Regions from separate parts of the Homo sapiens genome. Here region 2 is linked to region 1. A link is an interaction called in ENCODE POLR2A ChIA-PET data of the cell type or tissue named here. Cell type or tissue: OCI-LY7. All regions are shown on one strand.

Evidence for each region. ChIA-PET counts read pairs that join two places held together with the same protein. Peaks named below come from ENCODE experiments on the same cell type or tissue, not always from the same donor. Only the 100,000 strongest peaks of a DNase experiment are listed, where the experiment ranks them.
Region 2: POLR2A ChIA-PET joins it to region 1 with 9 read pairs; 6 of 35 experiments call an interaction of 5 or more read pairs at or near these places.

The regions. Positions count from the first base shown.
Region 1 is chr7:44,416,164-44,421,163 of GRCh38, forward strand. All of the region lies in intron 3 of NUDCD3 (NudC domain containing 3), which reads right to left. Among named protein-coding and RNA genes, the nearest start is that of NUDCD3, 72 kb to the right of the region's middle. In OCI-LY7, no CTCF peak of the experiment used is centred here; no DNase peak of the experiment used is centred here; H3K27ac peaks cover 1,127 bases.
Region 2 is chr7:44,467,099-44,472,098 of GRCh38, forward strand. All of the region lies in intron 2 of NUDCD3 (NudC domain containing 3), which reads right to left. It also overlaps the pseudogene RPL32P18. Among named protein-coding and RNA genes, the nearest start is that of NUDCD3, 21 kb to the right of the region's middle. In OCI-LY7, no CTCF peak of the experiment used is centred here; no DNase peak of the experiment used is centred here.

The DNA of each region.
Region 1 (5,000 bases):
GCCTTGACCTCCTGGGCTCAGGTAATCCTCCCACCTCTGCCTCCCAAGTAGCTAGGACTACAGCAGCGTGCCACCATCCCCAGCTAAATTTTTTTTGTGCTGTTTTGTAGAGATGGGCTTTCACCATGATGCCCAGGCTGGTCTCAAATTCCTGGGCTCAAGCAATCTGCCCACCTCAGCCTCCCAAAGTGCTGGGATTACAGGCTTGAGCCACCATGCCAAGCCAAGAATTTTTAAAAGAGGTCTGCAGTTAGGAAGTCGGAGGTTGCAGTGAGCCAAGATGGCGCCACCGCACTCTAGCCTGGGTGACACAGCGAGACTCCAAATCAAAAAAAAATAAAAAATAAAAAAAATAAGAGGTCTGCAGTGTTGTAAGAATGACATGGGGAAAAAAAATACTATTGAAGGAGAAAAAAGTTTTTCCAACCCCATAGGAGATGAAGCATGCCACCAAGGCAGGTCACCAGTACAAATTAGGTCAGCGAGCATCACAAAAGGCCTATTGTCACATAGATATACCGTGTTAATAAATAAATAAGGCAAGCCACTATTAAATAAGCCACTGAAAAAAGAAGTCCCTTCCTTCCATCCTTCTATCCTGATACTTATAACCAAACTTCACCTTCGACCCTTCTCTGAGGTGAGAGAGAGCACTAGCTCCAGAGCAAGCCTTGATTGTGACCTGGCTCTTATTGGCTGAGACCATGCACACACAGCTCTCAGTAGCCCTCATGGGTGCACAGCGACTGCCTGCATGATAGGAGGACTGGGGGGGACAACTCACTATTTCAAGACACAGAGAGGGCACCACACGAGTGCTGGTTAAATACACAAACCACCCACTTTTAGGTTCTATACGGCACCTGCCTCCATCTTGCTCATTTATTTACTGACTTTTACTGCTGTACCCCACTGGGATATAAGCTCCAAACCAGCAATCTTGTCTGTCTTGGTGACTCCCACATGCCCAGTTCCTGGGACAAAGCACAGCCCACACGTTTAGAAAACGTCTAATGTAGAATGAGCCAAATCCAGGGTTATCCTTGGTGATAGTAGAGCCACATCATCTTAGAGGTCATGATAAGTGCATTTGAGAGAGGTGTAAATCTGAACTTCAGACAAGACATCAGGGCAGGACCCTCATAACACGGTGCCGACCACAGGGAAGAATCATGGCATCAACATCCCAGATAGTCAACAAGCATATCTGAGACACCATTTCCAGTGGGGAGTTGTCCCAGGTAGCTGTGCAAAGTATGGTGAAAGCTGTTAGCTAACCTGGGTCTCTTGAGTCAAAAAAAGAGAAAATAACCAGTTTTAGCTTGGGCCTAATACAAACCCTTTCAGAGAAAGCCCCAGGGGTTCATAGAGCAGTTCAGAAGACAGATAAAGGACCAGGAAACTGTAAATTTTTTTTAGCCAAGTGAATGAAGCATGGCAATCGATGCTTTTCCTAATTTATTCAACTACATACACGGCAATACTAACAAAAAATGAAATGGAAATCAACACCTAACCCACTAAAACCCCAAAATTCTGGATAAACTACTTGGGAAGAGCTATTAGCTCCTGCTCCTGGCCTATTAAAAACAGACAGGAAGTAGTCATTTGAAAATAGAATTCCGTGTGGATGATCCCTAGTGATCTGGTCTGACTTTGATCTTAAAATTATACTGAAGTCTATGATTCTAGAGGTCACCAGTTGCTGGTAAGAGATATACTGGGGATGTGGGGTGGGAAGAAGGGAAAATTGAGCACACAGCTACTTGCTGCCGAAGCCAGGCCACCAGCAACTCACTGATCTGTGCCTGTGGTACCTTAAAGGCACAGGGCACTTGCAAAAGTCTCAGTCTTCTTAGGGATGCCATGGACCCCACCCAAACTCCTACACACAGGGCAGGTTTAGGACATGTCTACCTATTTCAAGTGGCCCCTGGAGAATGAAGGAGAGACTGCAGAGGGAGTGGTCATGGAGTCGGAAGGCACAGGACAGGAGGGCCAGAGGGACTCAGCTCCAGGCCAGCCTGGACTTCACACCTACCCAGCCGAGGCAGGAATGGGACTAAGCCTAGTCACCTTACTGTCACCATGTGGGATGCAAGGTGCAAGCCAAGTTGCCCCCACCATACAGAGAGGTTCATTTCCTATAAATGCACATGAGACGTGTTCCAGGACAGTCTCTCCTTCTAAGAAGCCAGCACCACTTGTATGTATAGAGTAAGGAGGGTGGCACAGAGGGAAAAGCATAAGGTTTAGAAGCAGACACACCTGACTCAAACCACAGCTTTGCTACTTCATTCATGCAGCTATTCATTCATTCAAAAACTTATCCAGAGTGCTCACTGTTCCAGGCATAACAACAAGGGAGATGACACTGTGGATTTTCCAAGTTAACTTGGATGATTCAGTAACTTCTCTCAGCCTCAATTTCTCATCTATGAAATAGAATGAATGATATGGGGGGATCTGGCAAGACAGCTGAATAGGAATAGCTCTGGTCTGCAGCTCCCAGTGAGACCAACGCAGAAGGTGGGTGATTTCTGCATTTCCAACTGAGGTACCCTGTTCATCTCATTGGGACTAGTTAGGCAGCGGGTGCAGCCCACAGAGGGTGAGCAGAAGCAGGGTGGGACGTCACCTCACCTGGGAAGTGCAAGGAGCAGGGGGCCTCCCTTTCCCAGCCAAGGAAGCTGTGAAGAACTGTGTTATCCAGCCCAGATACTAAGCTTTTCCCAAGGTTCTTGCAATCTGCAGATCAGGAGATTCCCTCGTGTGCCTACACCACCAGGGCCCTGGGTTTCAAGCACAAAACTGGGAGGCTGTTTGGGCAGACACTGAGCTAGCTGCAGGAGTTTTTTTTTTGTTTGGTTTTTGTTTTTGTTTTCATACCCCAGTGGCACCTGGAACCCCAGCAAGACAGAACCGTTCACTCCCCTGGAAAGGAGGCTGAAGCCAGGGAGCCAAGGGACAATCGAGCTTGGTGGGGGGAAGGGCGCCTGCCATTACTGAGGCTTGAGTAGGTGGTTTTCCCCTAACAGTGCTAAAGAGGCCTGGAAGCTCGGACTGGGTGGAACTCAACACAGCGTGGCAAAGTGGCTGTGGCCAGACTGCCTCTATAGATTCCTTCTCACTGGGCAGGGCATCTCTGAAAGAAAGGCAGCAGCCCAGTCAGGGGCTTATAGATAAAACTCCCATCTCCCTGGGACAGAGCACCTGGGAGAAGGGACGGCTGTGGGCGCAGCTTCAGCAGACTTAAACATTCTTGCCTGCCAGCTTTGAAGAGAGCAACAGATCCTGACAAGGAGGATTCTCCCAGCACAGTGCTCGAGCTCTGCTAAGGGACAGACTGCCTCCTCAAGTGGGTCCCTGACCCCCACACCTCCTGAGTGGGAAAGATCTCCCAACAGGGGTTGACAGACACCTCATACAAAAGAGCTCCAGCTGGCATTAGCCCAGTGCCCCTCTGGGACGAAGCTTCCAGAGGAAGGAGGAGGTGGCAATCTTTGCTGTTCTGCAGCCTCCACTGGTGATACCCAGGCAAACAGGGTCTGGAGTGGACCTCAGCCAATTGGAGCAGACCTGCAGAAGAGGGGCCTGTTAGAAGAAAAACTAACAAACAGAAAGCAACAACATCAACATCAAAAAAAAAGGACCCCCACACAAAAACCCTATACAAAGGTCATCAGCCTCAAAGATCAAAGGTAAATAAATCCATGAAGATGAGGAAAAAACCAGCACAAAAATGCTGAAAATTCCAAAAACCAGAATGCCTCTTCTCCTCCAAATGATCGCAACTCCTCTCCAGCAAGGGCACAAAACTGGACAGAGAATGAGTTTGACAAATTGGCAGAAATAGGCTTCAGAAGGTGGATAATAACAAATTCCTCTGAGCTAAAGGAGTATGTTCTAACCCAATGCAAAAAAGCTAAGAACCTTGACAAAAGGTTACAGGAACTGCTAACTAGAATAACCAGTTTAGAGAAGAACACAAATGACCTGATGGAGCTGAAAAACACAGGATGAGAACTTCGTGAAGCATACACAAGTATCAACAGCCAAATCAATCAAGCAGAAGAAAGAATATCTGAGATTGAAGATCAACTTACTGAAATAAGGTGTGAAGACAAGATTAGAGAAAAAAGAATGAAAAGGAACGAACAAAGCCTCTAAGAAATATGGGACTCTGTGAAAAGACCAAACCTACGATTGACTGAGTGTCCCTGAAAGTGACAGGAGAATGGAACCAAGTTGGAAAACACACTTCATGATATTATCCAGGAGAACTTCCCCAACCTAGCAAGACAGGCCAACATGCAAATTCAGGAAATATAGAGAACACCACGAAGATACTCCTTGAGAAGAGCAACCCCAAGACACATAATCGTCAGATTCTCCAAGGTTGAAACGAAGGAAAAAATGTTAAGGGCAGCCAGAGAGAAAGGTCAGGTTATCTACAAAGGGAAGCCCACAGACTAACAGCAGATCTCTCTGCAGAAACTCTACAAGCCAGAAGACAGTGAAGGCCAATATTCAATATTCTTAAAGAAAAGAATTTTAAACACAGAATTTCATATCCAGCCAAACTAAGCTTCATAAGTGAAGGTGAAATAAAATCCTTTACAGACAAGCAAATGCTAAGAGATTCTGTCACCACCAGGCCTGCCTTACAAGAGCTCCTGAAGGAGGCACTAAATATGGAAAGGAAAAACCGGTACCAGCCACTGCAAAAACATACCAAAATATAAAGACCAACAACACTATGAAGAAACTGCATCAACTAATGTGCAAAATAACCAGCTAGCATCATGATGACAGAATCAAATTCGCACATAACAATATTAACCTTAAATATAAATGGGCTAAATGCCCCAATTAAAAGACACAGATGGGCCAGGAGTGGTGGCTCACACCTGTAATCCCAGAGCTTTGGGAGGCCAAGGTGGGTGGATCACGAGGTCAGGAGTTCGAGACCAGTCTGGCCAATATGGTGAAGACAGGGG
Region 2 (5,000 bases), 51 kb after region 1:
TCCAACCTCTGCAGGGCAGAGTGTGCTGCTATTACAGGGCCTGCTGAACCAGCATCTCACCCCTACTGAAGAATGGGTCAATAAAGATAGAAAAGTTATGACAGAAAAGGAGGGAAGGAAGGAGAGTCCCTTCCAATGGTCCTCACAATAATACCACCCACAGAGATCGGTGTGAAATTTTGCTTTCAGAAGTAGAATGTGCCCAGACAGAATCAGAACTGCTCATTTAACATGGGAACGGCGAAGCGCCCACTCCAAGACTTCTGCTAGTGGGTGGCCAGAAAGAAGCCATCCTCTCTCCCTTCCTGACTCAAATTGTACAACTGCTCAAAGGAAGAAAAAGAAGCCAGAGGTTCCTCTGCATCAGCCAGAGGCCAATCACCCTGATCCAGGCTGCCAAGTTAGAACCCAAGCTCCCAGATCAAGGGACAAGTCAGAGGTGGAGCTCTTTGATCAAGGGGCAGGTCAGAGATCAAGGTCCCCATTGAGGCCCGGCAGGGACGAGGCAAAAGACTGGGGCAGGCTGGCAATCTTAAACCCCATTTGCCCCAAGCCCCTAAAAAAAAAAAGTATTCCATAAATACTTGCTGAATCCAAGAACCAAACCTAGTACTTAGCTTATACTGAAAGCTTTAATTATACTATCTCATTTAATCCTTACAACAGCCCTTTAATTGTTATCACCCTATTGTATATAAGAAAAAAACTAAGACCTCAGTAAAAAAAAAAAAAAGAAAAGAAAAGGCTCTCTTCCTCGGCGCTGCCTACGGAGGTGGCAGCCATCTCCTCCTCGGCATCATGGCCGCCCTCAGACCCCTTGTGAAGCCCAAGATCGTCAAAAAGAGAACCAAGAAGTTCATCCAGCACCAGTCAGACCAATATGTCAAAATTAAGCGTAACTGGCGGAAACCCAGAGGCACTGACAACAGGGTTCGTAGAAGATTCAAGGGCCAGATCTTGATGCCCAACATTGGTTATGGGAGCAACAAAAAAACAAAGCACATGCTGCCCAGTGGCTTCCGGAAGTTCCTGGTCCACAACATCAAGGAGCTGGAAGTGCTGCTGATGTGCAACAAATCTTACTGTGCCGAGATCGCTCACAATGTTTCCTCCAAGAACCGCAAAGCCATCGTGGAAACAGCTGCCCAACTGGCCATCAGAGTCACCAACCCCAATGCCAGGCTGCGCAGCGAAGAAAATGAGTAGACAGCTCGTGTGCACGTTTTCTGTTTAAATAAATGTAAAAACTGCAAAAAAAAAAAAAAAAAAAAAGAAAAGAAAACTAAGGCCCAGGGAGACGAAAGAATTTGTTTGTTCAATGCCAGACAGCTTATCAGTGTCAGAGCTAGCAACTGAATGCCCGGTCTCTAGACTCCAAGATTCATACTCTTATTCCATAACATAATTTTTTTAAAAGGGGGAAAAAGACTAGAATCAGGAAGTAAAAAGATAAATGTAACAGTTTCAGAGATTAAAGGAGCAAACCACAAGGCAAGAGACAGGTATCCTCCTTGCTCATCCACTGGGAGAGTCTAGAAGCCTGACACCACAGCACCAACTAACACAGCAGGCCCAGCTCTTGGCTTGTAATCTCAATCTCTTATCAAAACCCAAGGACTTCTTGGAGAAAGGGTCCATTCCACAGCCAGGGCAGGAGAAGAATTCAAACCTGGAACTTCCTGTAGTGTACAAGAAAATAAAGAAGTGCTCGAAAAATGATGCAAACATGTTAACAGGAAAAGTCAACTGCAAGAGGCCACTTGAGCAATTAAACAATAGTAATGGACCATAACCTATGGAATAACTATCCATGAATACACACTGACATACACCAAGAACTAATAAATAAGTAGAGGAGAAAGAAAAGCTCTTCCTTACAGCATGTGAAACTTACAGTCCTTACAGTCCATTTGTTTTGGACTGAGCTCCTGCATAAGGCCCCAGCACACCAGACCAAACCAGAATAGAGACAATCAAAATGAACTTTAAAAAGGGCCAGTTTTCAAACAAACAAACCAAAAAAAAAAAAAAAAAAAAAAAAAACAGGAGATTTCAGTCAACTTGAGTCAGCAGGTAAGGAAGACCCCTTACCTGTTTCAACCCTATGAGGAAGTGACTTTGAAACGACCCATCTGCTTTTTGTTCTCTGTGTCTGCTTTTCTCAGCCCTTTTCTGCCTATAAAACCTACCTCCTTTGGTCAGCTCATGGGAATACTCATTCTATTTTACAGAATGAGATGTTGCCCAATTCTAGAAACACAAATGCCAACTAGATCTTTAAACTAAATTTGTTATAATTTTGTCTTTTGACAAGTATAATTCTAAATAATAAATGGAGAGAGAATGATAAAAATAGAAAATCATTTAGCAAACAGTACAGTAATAATTGTTTCAGGCAAGAATAATCAGTGGTTGCTAAGATTAATGGTAAAGGTATGCTGAGAAACAAGATATTTATCTAGTCTCAAAGTTATCTCCCCACAAGATACTTATTAATTACAAAAAGGAACACAGTAACTCCACAGTGGAAGAAATGTGCAGCCATCCATTCAGCCAAATGATCACAGTTATGATCACAATTAACATCAGAAGGAATGGGACAAATCCTGGCATGACACACTAAGGGCCCACCATGGTATTCTTCTGTGGCATTCTTGCCAAAAACATATAACACGAATACAGTCATAAGGAAGCATCAGACAAAACTATAATGAGGGACATTCCACGAAAAAAAAAAATGGCAATGAAGGAAAAAAAAAAGGACCAGTTCTCTTTAACTGTCAAGGTCATGAAAAGACTAAGAAACTGTCACTGTCCCAGATAAAGGAGACTGAAGAGAGACACAACCACGAATACAATGACAATAACAAATTGAACCCTGAGCCAAGGATAAAGGACATGATTCAACAGGCAGAATTTAAACAAGGTCTACAGATGAGCTAATGGTAATCCCTCATTATAAAAGACTCTAACATTTGGTGAAGCTGGGTGAAGAGCATATGTGAGAATTCTTCGCATGACTTCTGCAATTTTTTTTGGTAGATATGAATTATCTAAAATTCAAAGATTTTTTTAAAAGACCAAAAAATAAACAGACATTAACAGTTATATGAGAGAGAGAATATGCTAGTCTTTGGTTAGCTAAGAACACTGACTCCATACCACAGCAGCCAGCAGCCAGACCACAGATCTGACCCTCACTCTTCAGAATCCCACAGCTGCTATTTTAAAGACCAGATAACAGGCTCCAAATCTGATTTCTCAGCTCACAGAACTCACAGCCAAGTCATTTGAGATGACTTATTCCAGAGGGTCTCAAAGCAAATCCTATAGGACAGAGCTGCCTACACGCCCAGGCTCGGTTTAAGGTCCCCCCAATGTTAGCCTCTCACTCAGATGCTGCTTCCACAGCAAATTCCTTGGCTTAATTAAAGGAGATACAAAAACTCAGGTCACTCCAACTACCTCACAGCGTGGCTCAGAGAGCACAAGGCCTGCGTGGACCGGGCTCTGCATAGTCCTGGGCATCTGTAACTCAGGGGCTGCAAGGGAAGCAACCCATGAGGGAAGGGAAAGAAGGGCAAGAGCACAAACAACAAAACCAGAAGGGGCAGCTGACAGCCTGACGGCTCAGCACAATGTCTGGAAGACAGAGAAGTGGCCTCAGGACTCTACTAGCAAGTTTAACTTTTAACTATTTTTATTTATCTTTACTTTGACCAAACCAAAACAAGAGTTCAAACTACTACCAAGTTCAAAGTACAACTCTGAGTTGCCCTAAGAAGACAGAGAACATACACAAATGTGAAAATATGAGAAAAACTAAATGTTACTGAAGAGTGGCATTCATGAGATATGTTAAAATTCAAAGGTTGATCATCTTCAATGTGACTTTTAACTTCAATCATTATTTGTTCAGCTGTTTACTGAGTACCAACTACGTGCCAGGCAGTAGAATCCACAATGAACAAAGTTCCTGCCTTGCATGGTGACGACAAATGGTACCCAACAAGTAGATATGCAGTTGTCCCTTGGTATTCACAGAGTGCTGGTTCCAAGAACCCTAAGGATACCAAAATCCAACGATGCTCAAGTCCCTGATATCCTGATATCAAATGGTATAGTATTTGCATATGCACGTCCTCATGTATACTTTAAATCATCTTTAGCTTTATAATAGTTAATACAATGAAAATGCTATGTAAATAGTTGTTAAATATTTTTTATTTGTATTATCTTTATTGTTGTATTGTTATTTTTTATGGTTTTGGCTTTTTTAGTATTTTCAATCCAAGGTTGGTTGGATCTGCAGATGTGGAACCGAAGGATACAGAGGGCCAACTGTACATGGTAACAACCAGCTCAGGGCTAGGTGATCTAGGTCAGTCCCACTCCCCTCCTCCTGACTTCTCTGCTGACAGAATGAGCAGGGCAAGCATGAGTGGCCACAAGAAAAGACACACAAAGGACAGTTTGCACAGGAAAGGCACATAGAGGTTTTTTGTAAACACATAGGAGTGTGTAAACACATAGAAGTGTTTACAGCCACCACTCATAGGATAGAGAACACAGAATCACCTACTCAGGGACACACTGAGGCCACTACAGAGTAGAAGTGACACACAGACCTTAGATATACCTCTTAGAAGCAAGGGGTGACAAAGACTCACAAAATGACACAGGATTTTAGGTGCTCATCCGGACTCCATGAACAAACCAGAGATGAAGCAACAGGTCTAATCGAGGGGTTACTGCACCGGTCACAAGGGCTCCTGGAATGCTCTCAGGTTTGTCTCCTCCATCCACCCTCACTGCCTTGGTGATCTTACCCAGTCTATGGTTAAATGCATCTAAATGCTAATGTTTTCCAAATGCCCATCCCAGTCCCTACTCTTCTCAGAACTCCAGACTCGTGTGTCTATTGCCTAATTAGTAATGCCACCTCAACCACTGGTCAGCTTCTCAGATTGATGGAAGCCGTGACCAACCCCAATCAACCC